5 separate regions of the Homo sapiens genome follow, and regions 1, 2, 4 and 5 are each linked to region 3. Evidence: chromatin contacts called from ENCODE Hi-C or POLR2A ChIA-PET data. All regions are on one chromosome and are shown on one strand. The core of a region is the stretch at or near the end of the contact, and the rest is flanking DNA. Distances in the headings are between cores, read along the strand shown.

Region 1 (2,700 bases), core at 136-2,635, 850 kb before region 3:
AACCAGGAAAAACTTCTAACTGGGTAAATCAGCTGTTCACCTTTATCGAAATATTGGAAAAGGGCCAGGCATGGTGGCTCATGCCTGTAATTCCAACACTTGGGAAGGCTGAGACAGGCAGATCACTTGAGGTCTGGAGTTCGGGACCAGCCTGACCAATATGGTGAAACCCTGTCTCTATTAAAAATACAAAAAATTACTTGGGTGCCATGGCACACACCGGTAGTCCCAGCTGCTTGGGAGGCTGAGGCAGGAGAATTGCTTGAACCAGAGAGGCGGAGGTTGCAGTAAGCTGAGATGGTGCCATTGCACTCGAGCCTGGATGGCAGAGCAAGACTCCATCTCAAAAAAAAAAGGAAAAAATAGATGCAGTTGAAGCTTTGTAGACTCGTACCTCTTTATGCATACACAATGGAAAACAGGATATGTGTATTCTCTGATCCTTTCAATAGGCCTGAGGACCGCTCCTCACCAGAGTTCTACAGTACACAGCGGCTCAATCAGAGGAGAAAAAGTCCTTGTACTAAAGCTCATGCTCCTTAGTGGGGATCACTTATCCCTCACTTACCAAATTCCTGTAAAGGAGGAGAGATTTTTCTTCTCCTTCCAGCTCAAGGAGTGTTGAAGGGGCGCTTTGCATCCTTTGCTCCTTTTCTCACTTGGAGGAGGAGGATTCCTCTGGTTAGATTAAGGACAGTCTATCTGCCACTGGGCCACACCTTCACACAGGGGTGGGGAAACGGACTCAAAAATAACCTAAGGTGTGGCCGCCCCTCCCTTGTGCTGCCAGCTAAAGGCTTCCTGGATGGAGAGGAGAACTAGGGCTCCTTGGTTTTCCTGTGGTTTACCTGTCTGGAGATGCCCACACTGTTCCCTTTCTGGGGGCAGCTGTCCCTGCCACCCCCTGAACTTTTTAATCACACAGTGACTGATTTGATGAGGCTAAAGGAGATCTTCTATGCAGGGGGCTGGATGAAGGCACCCAGAGTCAGCTCTACACAAGGGTCGCATTCTAGATGTCGGGGGACAGCCCCCGTGGCCACAGGTTCCAGCCGTGCTCTTTAATTCTGTCTTCCCAGGAGTTGCTGGTCCTCCATTCCCAGAGTGGGTCCTTTGGTCCCCATTTAACACATCTGGCTAGAACCCTGGGCAGACTGTGTTAAAGATCATCCACACTCAGTTCTCAAGGATGACTTAATAATGGGAGGAAGCGCAAAATCTCCACCCCATAAACAGCTTGTAATTTTACATATGAAATGTTTTAAGTTTCACAAGGCACACAAGAGAATAGGAAGGAGGCATCTCTTCTTGCTTCTGAGAAAGCTCAGCTGCAGGTCCCCAGAGGCTTGAGCCCCGCCAACTAGGAGGGAGGAGTTGAGTGCGCTGGAAGAGTCCGTAAAAAACCCCAGAGCCCCAGCTTGCACGATGTTCTGTGCCGTCATTGGCTCTCCTAGTTCCCCTCTCTCTCCTACCTTCAGCTCTGCACAGCTCACCAGAAAAGTCGCCTGGAGACAGGAAGTATAAACTTGTGCATAAATATAGACCCATTTTTAAATATCCCTTGTGCTTAAAGGGACCAGGCCAGAATTCTCTTCCCCTAATGAGCAGGATTAAATTCTTCCCCTTCAAACATTCGGTGTATTTGGTAAGAAGACCCCTATTAATATAAGAAAGGAACTCTAAGTAAAATATCTCAGGATCCCAGTTCTTTACAATATTTCCCACGACCTGTGAACAATTATTATGGTGTAGTAAATTAGGGAGCATGGCTTTCTCTGGCAACCAAATGTCAAGATAACGACCTAATAATACTCACTGGGGATATAAATAGTGTGGTCTGGGCCACATAGATCCATTTACCACCAGTTTAGGAATTTACCATCAGTTTAAGAATTTACCAGTTCTTTCTCCTTAAGGGGCATCTTTGGACAGCCTTGAATTGGAAGAAATGGCTGTCTGGAGTCTAGCCCAAAGGGCCAGGTTGGAGGAAGCAGAGAAGGTGGTTATTAAAATCAACAACATTCGCAGGAGATTGGATCACTTGCTTTCTTCAGTAAACAGAAAGAGTAGAGCTTTGGCTGTGAATTTTTTGGTGGTTAATTTTTGCTGTTTTTTTCTGCCAGCCCCTATTGCCAATCTCTCTCCATGTTCTTTGAAAGATCATTCTTTCTATCCTTGCAGATCACACGGAATTACTCAGCAAGGAGCAGGGCAGAAAACAGGAGGTTACATGAGAGTCTACACACTGGCCAGGAAGCTGCCAAGTCCCTTTTCCCTGCTTGGCAGCCAGAACCCTGAGGATGAGGCCCAACCCCCAGCTGTGAAGCTGGAGAGACTGAATGGCTCAAAAGAAAAGGTGTCCAGGAACCAATAATTGGGGGATCTCCCAGTGAGGCAACCAGATCTGTACCTGTTCATTTATTCTTTAATTTGTTCACTCAAGAAAGAGCCTACTATCTGCCAAGCAGTCTTGATGCTGCAGATACAGCGGTAAATAGACACCAATCCCTGACCTCAAGGCACTTATATTCTAATAGTGAAGAGACAGTAAACTAAATAAATCATACCATATATTAAAAGATAGACTGGGTGTGGTGGCTCACGCCTCTAATCTCAGCACTTTGGGAGGCCAAAGCAGGTGGATCACTTGAGCTCAGGAGTGTTGATCAGCCTGGGCAACAAGATGAAACCCTGTCTCTA
Region 2 (2,700 bases), core at 148-2,647, 740 kb before region 3:
GGGACCAAAGGGTGACTCTTGATGCACGTCATGAGTTTCTTTGCAGCTATGGAGCTGAAGTGGAGCTTAGAGGTTAGGGAACAAAGGGACATGGAGCCCAGGCCAATCAGAGTTCTACATTGCCTTTTCTTGGTAGTTTCAGAGCAGCATCAATGCAGATGGTATGGTCTGAGCTAAGCCCAGGCCAATCAGAGTTCTACATTGCCTTTTCTTGGTAGTTTCAGAGCAGCATCAATGCAGATGGTATGGTCTGAGCTAATCTGAAGCTTTTCAAGAGCAAGATGTTTTCAGGCAAATTTTACATCCTTAAAATTTCAAAAGGGTTTGTAGACTTAGTGCATCTAATTTCTTGAAGATGTATTAATTAGACACAAAGTTAATTGTATCAATATCCAAGTATACTCTTAAGAATGAAATGGGTATATAAGGTAGCACTTATGTTTATGGCTGGTAAGGCTGTGTAACAATTTGGCCAATGGACAGGAAAGCAGGAGACTTATTGGAAAGAGCAGGTAATATATGACAATTAGGGCAGGTTGGTGAGAGGGAAGCTTTAGAACTAAACTATGGCAACTTCAGAGCAGACCAGAACCTGTGGGACTGTTGAAGGCCAGAGCTAGGGTGGGTCTGAGACCTTGTCTAATCTAGAGCCATTCAGGCAGAGTTTCAGAGGAACCTGTGGATATGCGTCAGTCCCCTCTGATATGCAGGAGCCTATTCCATTGTGTATCTACACAGTTCTTTTTTCCAAAATGGTTATAAAGCATTTTCTTAAAAACTAGCCTTCAGGTTCATGAAATACGAGGAGGAGGAAGTGAAAATGTACTGACTGCTACTGGTAGACCTAGGGTCAGCTTTGAGGACTGAGGTAACCACCACAGGAAATAAGTTTTGAGGTCTGATTTTGAAACAATATTGGAAGACCATTCCTTTGTGAGATAGAAACTTCTCCATTTTAATTTTAGTATTTTAAGCTTTTCCTACAGGTCAGTTGGGAATAATTTTTATTTAGGGACTCACAATCTTGAATTTTTAGCTAAATGCCTTAAGAATAAAATATTATTTAAAAAGTATTAAAATGCTGTGATTCCAAACAGTTTCTTGTTCAAGATGAAGAATATAAAAATATACCACCATGTCTCGGCAACTGGAAAAGCAGATTTTAATTTTCATTCCAAAAATGAGAGACTGAAAATCAAAGGCTTAGGACCACAATCCACAACCCTCCTCCCAACCTCCTGTCTGTCTTTGATAAAAAGCTACAAAGAAAAAGTTTCAGGAAACTTTCAGACATTTATAATTAGCATAAACACTGTATACCAAGATGTGTAAGTCAAAACGTCTAATTACTCTGGGATACAAGCTCAGGCATGTGGCAACAGAATACTGCCTGAAAGGTCATTTCAACATCAAGTCACGGACGTCCTATTTACATAAGGATCTAGGGCAGAAGCACAATGTGCACACTGCTGCAACTTTCTCATATGTGAATGCTAACATCTGCTGAAAAGCTGTTGGTACCTTTACTGCAGGTTTCCTGTCCTTGAGTCAAATACTTTCTACTCAATATTGGATTGAGGTATACATTAGATTAAAAATAGAACCAGCAAGGGTTTTCTTCATTTATTTAAGTGTTTTGTTCTTCTGTGGGATTACAAATCATTCAAACTTACAGAATTCTTGTTTGACAGACACCTTTTCTGATAAGGTGATTGTAAATGCTCAGTGAACCAGCAGTACCATGGTTTGACATGACAATTCCTGGTGTTAAAGTGGACTCATATAGCTGAGCGGGCCAAGATCATCTATAATTTCTTTTTTATAGATTAGGGACAATGAGGCTTAGTGATTTGTTCAAGTTAGAGTCATACTTAGATTGACAACCCCTGTACTACAAATCCGAGCCTGCTCCATGGCTGTCTGAAACACTCATTACCTTGTAATACTAACATATTATGTTTATAGTCTTTCTCCCTTCACTAGAATATAAGCTCTGCAAGGACAGAGGCTTTTGTCTGTTGTGTTCCCTGAATATATTGTCAGCACCTCAAGTGGTGCGTGGCACAAAGTAGTCACTCAATGCATATTTGTTAAATGAAAAGGTGGATTAATGCCTGAGCCAGGCCTAGAACTGAAGTGTTTGCTTTCTTTCCACCAGCATTTCTGAAGCATGCTGAAAAGTTTCCTTATGTGAAAGAGGGGTTCTTTCCTCAAATAAATTTAGGAAATGCCAAGTTAAACAAAATAACTTTCTTTGCTGTGGGTCTTTTCATACTGAATAGTTTCCCAATTTGTATGGCCTCAGAACCCACCTCCCCTCCGGCATCCCAGGAAGCCAGTCCATCTCTTAATTTTATCTAAAATCTATTATTTGACTATATATAGACTATATATTAGCTTAGATACAAACTTACTGCAAACATTTAAACATTAGAATTCTCTGTTGTTCTCAAATTATTTCTAGACTCTTGATTCTGTGACTTCCTTAAAATCTAGAAAATATACTTTAAGCTAGAGAAATATATTTGCATGTACTATTCAGGCTCCACAGTTTAGGGACAGAATAGTCTAGAATCAGAACAGAAAATAGAAACCTCAACCTGAAAGCCACATGTGCTATTTTTTAAACTAGACCTGCAGTTATGACTTTAGGCCCAAACATTATGGGTTGAGGGGAGAAAAAAAAAAAAGCCTCTCACA
Region 3 (2,700 bases), core at 1-2,500:
CCTTCTGGCCGGCTGTAGTGGCTCACGCCTGTAATCCTAGCACTTTGGGAGGCAGCACTGGGCAGATCACTTGAGGTCAGGTGTTGTTCGAGACCAGTCTGACCAACGTGGTGAAACCCCGTCTCTACCATTAAAAAAAAAAAAAAAAAAAAAAAGCTGGGTGTGACAACGCGCCTGTAGTCCCAAGTACTTAGGAGACTGAGGCAGGAGAATCGCTTGAACCTGGGAGGCGGAGATTGCAGCGAGCAGAGATCGCGCCACTGCACTCCAGACAGAGCGAAACTGCCTCTCCAGAAAAAAAAAAAAAAAAAAAAAAAAGGCTCTGCCTTCTCTCTCTTCAACTGTCTAAACCCCAACGCTGCAGAAAGCGGTGACCCCAAGTCCCAGAATGATGATGCTACTGCAGGGTAACAAACAGGTTTTCTGTCAGGCCTGATTGTGAACCAGCAGCAACTGCAGGCTGACAGTTTCTCACATAAGCACGTAGGGCTTGTTAAATTTCACTTCCAGCCCCAAACCAGGAAGCGCTGTTTAAGATGAGCCCAAGAAGAAAGCAATCTAGCTTCAGAAACAAAACTCGCCAGACTCTAGAAAGACTATAAGGGTTTAAATTTGGGACTGTTCTCCGTTTTGCATTGGAACCTATGTTCTCCTCCCCATAAAAGTTTATTAAAATTCGAAACTGCCAAAAAACAAAGTAAAATCATATAAAACATACACAGGCGCGTGCACGCACGCACACACACACAGACCAATTTGTTTTTGTGATCCGCTTCCTTATCTAGACTGTCCAGGCTTGGGCCAGATTTGAGTTGGTAAACTCTCGCAGCTAAAGCGGAGCAGAATGTAGAAAGAGTATCTACTTCTCCGGATTGTTGGGAGGAGGGTCGAAGCGTAGACTGGCCACGCCCGGGTCCCGCTCTCTCGTTGCACAACTGCAAGCTAGATCTGGGCATCGAAGGAGGAACGCTGCAACCTCCAACCCCTTCTTTCTGACCAACCGGGACCAGAGCAGTGCTGGGGCCGGGGCGGGTCACCGGGTGAGGACCGGGGCGGAGGGTGTTAAGTTACAGGGCAGGAGCCCGGGTCCCTCCGCGGGCAGGAAGGGGAGGGCCCATCGGGGCTAGGGGAACCCCGGCGCAGACCTGGGGTGGGGTCGGAAAAGCTGTTTCATCGCCCGCTCCCGGGCCCTCCGCTCCCTCCCTCCCTCCCTCTCTCCCTGGCAGGACTCCCCGCCAGGCCTCCCCGCCACTCTCCGCGGCGCATTCCGGGAGGCAGCGGCCGCAGCGGCCTCGCCATGTCCCAGCCCGGCCAGAAGCCCGCCGCCTCCCCGCGGCCCCGGCGAGCAGCCGCCGCCCGCCGCACCCATGAGGTGAGTGGCGCTCCTGTCGGCGTCGCGGGGCTGGGCGATGGGGTACCGGGTCCCGGAGCTGTGGCCGCCCTCCCTGGGCGTTGCCAGGCTGGCGGGTCTGCAGTCCCCGGCGCCCCCGCGGGGCAGGGAGAGGGCTAGGGGCTTGGCCGCTGCCAGGCAGGTGGCTGCAGGTGGCTTCGGTTCCCCGGCCGGGTCCAGTGCGCTGGGCGTGGCGTTGGCCGGGTAGAGTGGAGGGGGGGACGCGTCAAGAAAAGTTGGCTGGTAAGACGTGGGTGAATGAGGATGAGGATGAACGGGGAATGAGGTTCACTCAGGACCCCCGAGTGAGTGGGGTGGTTTCACTGGACAGCGGGATGTAGTCTTCCGCGCTAAGGCCGGGCCGCAGGGCGTGGCTGCCTGGAGACGCAGAGCCTCTTCCCTAACCAGCCTCGAGCCAAATTGGGCGGGCGAGGAGGGGCGGGGCCTGCGCCGGGCCCCACCCCCAGGGTTCTGCCCACCTGGCAGCCGCCTTGGGATGTGCGGAGCTCAGTGCCAGCCCGGTCCCGGCCAAGCGGAGTGTGAGCCCGGCGCCTCCAACGCAACACCCCGCGCCCTCGCCGGCTCCCCCGCCGTGCGGATCGGAGCCAGCCGGTTGTTGCCATGGCATTCGCCAGCTGGTGGTACAAGACGGTAAATAGGAGCGGTTGTGCCTGGGCAGGACCCGGAAGGGAGTGTGTTGGAAGGGAGTGTGTTTGCTTTGCCCTTCTGGGCGTGCGGATGAAGCGTTGTCCGGGGTTTGGCGGGGAAGGGGTGCGGACCGGGTGCGACCTCCTCGCAGACCTTCAGGTTAGGCTCGGGGAGAGGCAGGGGACTCACCCTCTTGTGGTATGTATGAGCGCGCCCGAGCGTGCGCGGCGCATGCACCTCTCTCGCCCCGATGTCAAGCACTATGCTCTGCTGGCGCTCACAAGTGGGATGGAACTGGAATTGTTGCTGGAGGAATTCTGTCTAGGAGGTGGATTCCTGAATGCACTAGGACGCAGCTCGCAAGAGCTTTGATCTAGAGTTCTTTTTTAACCCCTAAGTAAAGTTCAAAACTTTTAGAGGGCGATTGTTGGACGTACATTCGCCGACGCAAAGGAGAGGCAGCTGCAATGTGAGGCAAGGAGAAAATCCCAAACATCAAGGGGCAGAAGCAACTGAGATCTGAGACCAAGACCCTTGGAGAGAGCGGTGGAGGGGTGGAGGAAAGAAAGCGAGAAAGTGAGAGAGGGAGGGAGAGAGAGACAGCGCGCACAAAAGCGAGCTTCTCTGCACTTTATTACTTTGGATGAGGGACAAGAACATTC
Region 4 (2,700 bases), core at 13-2,512, 820 kb before region 3:
CACCCTGAAGGCTCTGACCTGTGAGTACTGATTCACAGGCGGTGTTGGAGGCACTTTAAGATTCCTGCCATGTCATCCTGTTCCTCTTCTGACACAGGCAAGAGCAGTAATGTTCCAGTTGGGCGTTGACTTCTTCCAGGACTGGGTCAACATTCAGGAATTATGAAACTAGTTGCCTCATTTCCTCATGATCTGAAAACCCAAAGGCAATTCCCTCAGGAGGAACAAGTGGGTGGCTGCCATATAGACACCAGCTGGATATCCTCATAGTCGGAGTTTGAGATGAGGAAAGGGTGATGCCCCTTGATAGCAACTTAATGCACATGGGGCATTATTCTGACACACAGTGACACACCTGGCTGTTGTTACTCCTCTTGGATTATTCCATCCCTTGTACTGAGAGCAAGGCCAACCCCAACATGATGAAGCAATTGGTTGGGAGGAAGGTTTCCATAAAAGAAAGGAGAAAGAGAATGATGCAATCTCCATTTTTGTTTCTTCCTCACCTAGTTGAATTCTATAGCAACATTAGCAGAAACACTAGATCCAAGCTCAGGATTCCCAGTTGTGGTGGTGGGAGAGGTGCCCCCAGGAAGTATTGTAGGACTCCTGGAAGTATACACAGGGCTAATGCTAGGCTGCAGTTCAGCAGCATGCGGCAAGGACCAGCAGCAGTTCTGATTGGTTGGGGCCAACGCGATCTGGGGCGTTAATATTTTAAATATGTCTAGATGTATTCTGATATTTAATATTACATAAACATTTTATATGTGGAAAATAAAGGAGGGGAATTTTGTAATTCAAACTACAGGAACTGGTAGGTGAGATGGAGTAATGCAAAAATCACAGTGGGAGGAAAGAAATCCCTGGGGACCACCCCAGCATTTGGGATGGTGATAGTAAGAATTTTGCACATATCAGAAGGGCACATGAGTAAAATATGGTTGAGAAACACTACATAAAATAGAGGTGGTTCTGGTTTGATACCAGCAGGGGTGATACATGAAGAAAACCCATTATAAATCTTCCGTGCATGCCGTTGCGGGGTGGTGCGTTGTCAGACATAGAGATTGAAATCACTCAGCCTTGTGGTCATGAGGCGTGCCAATGGCTTTCCTGAGTCTTTGGGGGCTCCTGAGCAGTGTTCCAGGCACCCTCGTTTGTTCTCACCATTCTGTGATTTCAGGCTCACGTGTTGGAAAAGGGCTTCCTGAAGTAGAGGCCCACAGAAGGCACTACAGTGTGGTGGTGAAGAGCGTGGTTTCAGTCCCAGGCAGACCCAGTCCCAGTTCCTCGGCTGCCACTCACTGGCCACAGAATGCAAGCAAGTGACTTAATCTCTCCGGCCTCCAGTTTCCTCTTTGGTGAGGGTCACAGGACTCACCGCAGAGGAGAGGGGAGGAGCATTTGAGATGATATACTGATAATGTGTTTTCCACAGGGCCTGGCCTAGAGTAGGTGCTTAGTAAGTGGTAGCTGGCACTGCCAGTGCACAGGAGTGAGAGAGCTTGTGAGTCCCACTTCAGCCACAGAAGAGGAGGCAGAAATGCCATGAAGGTTGAGAACTGGAAAAGGGTGATGATCAGGAATAATGACCCTAAGGAAGCAGGAGGTCTTCTGAATCCTCGAAGATTTCCCTGTCCCCAGTAAATCTCCAGTCCTGATGAAGAAAAAAATCTTGTTTCTTGTTTTCGAGAGTGTCAGAAGTAGCTGGAAAGATGTGTCCTGTGCCTAGCCAAAGTTAGGAGAAGAGAAAACACCTAGGAACCAGAGGCAAAAAGAAAAAAAAAAAACCTGGAACCTGGGGCTTGCAGAAAGGCAAAAAAAAAAAAAAAAAAAAAAAAAAAAAATAGTAGCTGACAGTCAGCCAAGACTCGAAGTGTGGCCCCAGGGGCTTGGCCAACAAGAAGCCTGTGGCAATTCCTGACGCAGTAGTTCTGGGAAGTTGATTTACCCAATAAACCTCCCTGCATGGGCTCAGTTTAAGTTTGCAGCTTACTATAAATAAATGTTTGTTCAATGAACACAACTGAATGGGCAGGCTAGCTTGGCTAATAGTATCTATGATTTAGCTACTCTAGAGCCTTCCAAAGGTATCAGGTGTGCCTTATCCATTAGCACAGAGAGGCACAGGGCTGAGCAGGTGAAGGGAGTACACCGCTGTGGTTTGACCTGCTCAATATCCCTTCTTCCTGAAACAGAATCTATCTTTTCTTCTTGGGGAGCCACCCCTCCACTACTTTTAGCCCTTGGCTTAGGTTCTTCTTTTAAGACTCAGTTCTACCAGGAGGTAACCTCTGGTAAATTCTCAAATCCTAGTGCCAGGGTTAGGCATGCGATCAAGGCAATATATCCAAGAAGCGGTATGGGAGGCAATTTGAGCCAATGAGATGCAACTCAATACCTGGAGCCCCTGGGCCAGAGACTTGGAGTTTGTATATCTGCAATTGTTGGGGTTTTGCCTTCTCTCCAAGAAAGCCTGAGTGAGGATGAAGACAACAGGATAAAGCAGAAACGAGAGGGAGAGATGGATTCCTCCTGACACCATTTGAGCTCCTCCTTCTCCAGCTGAGCGTGAGCTAGCCCTGCATTTTCCCGTTGCGTGGGCTCGTAAATTCTCTTTGTGCTTGAGTGGGTTTGAGGTGGGCATCTTTCACCTAAATACAATGGCAAACTGAGAGGGTACCTTCTGTTATCTCT
Region 5 (2,700 bases), core at 132-2,631, 930 kb before region 3:
GACTGATGAGAAAATATATTTTCTATTAACCCAAGAGAAAAAGTGATCTTGCATGCTGGAATTTTTAAGGATGGTTTAGGTTCTAGAGACTCAAAGAGAAATCGTAGAAAATGCAAAGGGAAATTAGATTAAAAAAAAAAACAGTGACCACATAAAGAATATCTCCCATTATATCCTCTCTGAGCACGAGAAACTATTAAACTACTTTCAACCGAGCAATAAGGGCCCATAATAAAAAGCTGTTGCCCTAGTTTTTTTACTGCCCTACTCAATACCCCCTCTTTCATACCCTCAAAATAGCTCAGCTGAGAAAAGAAACAGTCCAATTTTACAGAAGGGAAAAATAAACAGATAAAAGGATAAGCAAGAACTCTTTTCAACACAGAGTAAGGTACTGGTTAGAATTTTAATACTGTATGGAGGAGTCTAACCCCAGAGTAATCCCTGGCCCATTTTGGTGTTAGTAAGTGGATCCCAGTGTTCGTTTGTATCGAGGTAGTTTGAAGCACGTTAGGGATATTCATAGCCTTTACTTCAGTGCATTATTATGAAAGAATCTAAAGTATCTTTGCATTTACGTGATTATGTTTTCAGTTGGTCTGCGGAGCTATTATTAAATATGTGGCCATAACGTGTACAGAAAAATCTCCAAGTAAACTGGCATTTAACTTACCAACACGTTAAACCCCCATACATAACTTCCTTTAAAAACGATCACACTAAAAATCCCAGCATTTAAAATCCTGAAGTTTTCGGTAAAATACGCTAAATATAGCTTGAAATAGTAAATAATCCCCCCAAGGCGACATTAGCAAATTAATTGGTGTGTGAACAAAGAACTCTTTCTGCAGCAGCATGAATGTTGCCTTTATTTTTTCTCACAAGTATGATTTTAGAAAACAGCTGTAGCGCATGTTGACAAATGAGAAAGCGGCAGACGTGGTAAAGCACTTTCGGTCAAGGCCAAGAGGGGGGGAAATCGGGTTGCTGGGGCGGCACTCGGGCTGGAATCCCTAGCTTCCCTAACCTCCTTTTTCCAGTCCGGAGTGAGCGGGGGCCCCATCGCCCCACCCCCCTTTCCTGGCTCTGGTTACGGCCTTGCGAGTTGAACAAACTTGCTGCAGGCGGATTGGCGGCTGGGAGCTCTCGGGCTGGGGCGTTGTATTTATTAATTTATATTCCGCGGCGCCCCGCGCGGGCGGCTCCTTTGTGTCCAGCCGCCGCCACCGGAGCTCCCGGGGCCTCCGCGGGGAGCGCGTCCCCCGCATCCGCCCGACCCCCGGGGCTGGCACGTGCTGCGCCCGGTCCGCTGAGGGGGCGGAGGCCCCGATCTCCCCGACCCCCCTTCTCTGCTTAGAGGAGGAGGAGCAGCGGCAGCGGCAGCAGGAGGCGACAGCTGCCAGCCGAGGAGGCGCGGCGGAGAGGGGACTGCGGTCAGCTGCGTCCACTTGGGGCTGTGCGGCGGTCCCGCGCCCGGCGATGTTCCCGGGCACTCCCTGAGTAGCGGCAGCTTATCCCCCGCCCGCTAGCCCGCCCTGGTCCCCGGCTCGCTCGCTGGCTGGCGCGGCCCCGGCCCCGCTCTGCGTCGGCCCCGCCGCGGTGGAGGCGCGCGAGGGGGACGCGGCCGGGGATGAGCGGATTGCGGGTGAACTCGCCGCCCGGGGGCCCCGCGAAGCCGTGAGCCGCTGCTTTTCTCCGAGTCGCCGCCCTGCCCTTGGATTTGAGATCATGTACGTACGCGCCGCCGTCCTGCCATTGTCTCTCTCCAGCGCGTGCCGTGCGCCCCAGGGACAGGGGCTGGTGCCCATCCTCGCCGCGCGCTGTCCCCCGCACTTCCTGTTCCGAGGAGAGACCCGCGCGCTGACCGTGCTTCCCTTCTCCCCTCGCCCCCTCTGTCCGTGCAGGTCCATCCACATCGTGGCGCTGGGGAACGAGGGGGACACATTCCACCAGGACAACCGGCCGTCGGGGCTTATCCGCACTTACCTGGGGAGAAGCCCTCTGGTCTCCGGGGACGAGAGCAGCTTGTTGCTGAACGCGGCCAGCACGGTCGCGCGTCCGGTGTTCACCGAGTATCAGGCCAGTGCGTTTGGGAATGTCAAGCTGGTGGTCCACGACTGTCCCGTCTGGGTAAGGAAGAGCAGCTGCTCCGCGCTGAGGCTGAAGAAGCTTTTCTTTCCTTTTTTTTCCCCCTCCCCCTTCTGCCCACTTCCGTGAGTGTGGAGTGTCCGCGTTACATGGGTCAAATTTTTAAACATTTTTGAGAAAATCTTTGGTCCTTTGTTTCACTGGGCAGGGAACAGCCCTGTCAGAGAACACTCTTAGGAAGATAGAAGGCCCCAGTGGGAATGTGGAGCACTTACTGGTACACTTCACGACTGTGGGTTGACCCTTGGTAGGCAGCAGACAGTTGAATGTGCCAACTCCAAGGGACGGGGTCACTAAGTTTCATCAGCAAAAAGCAGTGTTTTTTTATGTCTACCCTATGGGTGATAGTGTAATATTGGTGTTCTAAAAATACATCCCTCTCAAAGCTCAACACAGGCAAAAATACTTTTCACTGGGACAGTTCAGAAATAGTTCCTCTGGAAAGCGGAGGAAAAGACAGGGACTGGGAGTTAATTTTAAATGACTCATTTATAGCACTATTAATTGATCTCTGAAAACTTAATTTTAATAATGCAAATACTCTTTATGTGT

What was found. Hi-C counts contacts between places; a loop is a spot of excess contacts on that map. ChIA-PET counts read pairs that join two places held with the same protein, here RNA polymerase II (POLR2A). Pooled maps may share reads with other maps.
Region 1: a loop to region 3 is called in a map of B cell, with 7 times the contacts of the local background. The contact joins the enhancer-like site here to the promoter of CAST in region 3. A Hi-C loop is called at or near these places in 3 of 168 maps with a recorded cell type or tissue (B cell, CD8-positive, alpha-beta T cell and naive thymus-derived CD4-positive, alpha-beta T cell), 1 of 37 single-sample maps with no recorded cell type and 7 of 50 pooled maps. POLR2A ChIA-PET finds 5 or more read pairs at or near these places in 2 of 52 experiments (CD4-positive, alpha-beta T cell and activated naive CD8-positive, alpha-beta T cell).
Region 2: a map with no recorded cell type shows a loop between it and region 3 (6-fold over the local background). The contact joins the enhancer-like site here to the promoter of CAST in region 3. A Hi-C loop is called at or near these places in 1 of 168 maps with a recorded cell type or tissue (lower leg skin), 14 of 37 single-sample maps with no recorded cell type and 5 of 50 pooled maps.
Region 4: a loop to region 3 is called in a pooled map, with 4 times the contacts of the local background. The contact joins the enhancer-like site here to the promoter of CAST in region 3. A Hi-C loop is called at or near these places in 6 of 168 maps with a recorded cell type or tissue (CD8-positive, alpha-beta T cell, ascending aorta, gastrocnemius medialis and 3 more), 2 of 37 single-sample maps with no recorded cell type and 19 of 50 pooled maps. POLR2A ChIA-PET finds 5 or more read pairs at or near these places in 6 of 52 experiments (A549, CD4-positive, alpha-beta memory T cell, MCF 10A and 3 more).
Region 5: a loop to region 3 is called in a pooled map, with 12 times the contacts of the local background. The contact joins the promoter of RHOBTB3 here to the promoter of CAST in region 3. A Hi-C loop is called at or near these places in 10 of 50 pooled maps. POLR2A ChIA-PET finds 5 or more read pairs at or near these places in 2 of 52 experiments (A549 and B cell).

Annotation. Positions count from the first base shown.
Region 1 is chr5:95,807,491-95,810,190 of GRCh38, forward strand. No RefSeq gene overlaps it. Among named protein-coding and RNA genes, the nearest start is that of GLRX, 14 kb to the right of the region's middle. RefSeq lists enhancers at 897-946, 1,197-1,286, 1,707-1,786. Within about 2 kb of position 1,386, at least 28 of the 41 ENCODE cell types and tissues checked have a DNase peak (open chromatin) inside an H3K27ac peak, as active enhancers do; they include B cell, CD4-positive, alpha-beta T cell and CD8-positive, alpha-beta T cell, where a contact is called at or near this core.
Region 2 is chr5:95,923,499-95,926,198 of GRCh38, forward strand. The region is part of intron 2 of ELL2 (elongation factor for RNA polymerase II 2); the gene reads right to left. Among named protein-coding and RNA genes, the nearest start is that of ELL2, 37 kb to the right of the region's middle. RefSeq lists enhancers at 606-745, 1,227-1,521. Within about 2 kb of position 1,398, at least 6 of the 41 ENCODE cell types and tissues checked have a DNase peak (open chromatin) inside an H3K27ac peak, as active enhancers do.
Region 3 is chr5:96,661,126-96,663,825 of GRCh38, forward strand. It overlaps CAST (calpastatin), which reads left to right and starts at 1,251. Exons shown (of 32, transcript NM_001750.7): 1 at 1,251-1,372. The coding sequence starts at 1,298. RefSeq lists an enhancer at 904-1,405 and silencers at 968-1,557, 1,748-2,027.
Region 4 is chr5:95,841,994-95,844,693 of GRCh38, forward strand. The region is part of intron 1 of LOC124901029 (a long non-coding RNA gene); the gene reads right to left. All of the region lies in intron 2 of LOC102724720 (a long non-coding RNA gene), which reads left to right. Among named protein-coding and RNA genes, the nearest start is that of LINC01554, 8.9 kb to the right of the region's middle. RefSeq lists enhancers at 988-1,107, 1,118-1,227. Within about 2 kb of position 1,263, at least 24 of the 41 ENCODE cell types and tissues checked have a DNase peak (open chromatin) inside an H3K27ac peak, as active enhancers do; they include CD8-positive, alpha-beta T cell, ascending aorta, gastrocnemius medialis and 2 more, where a contact is called at or near this core.
Region 5 is chr5:95,729,955-95,732,654 of GRCh38, forward strand. RHOBTB3 (Rho related BTB domain containing 3) reads left to right here and starts at 1,382. Exons shown (of 12, transcript NM_014899.4): 1 at 1,382-1,730; 2 at 1,905-2,130. The coding sequence starts at 1,729. It also overlaps a transcript of SPATA9 not described here. RefSeq lists an enhancer at 805-1,014 and silencers at 1,175-1,304, 1,365-1,744.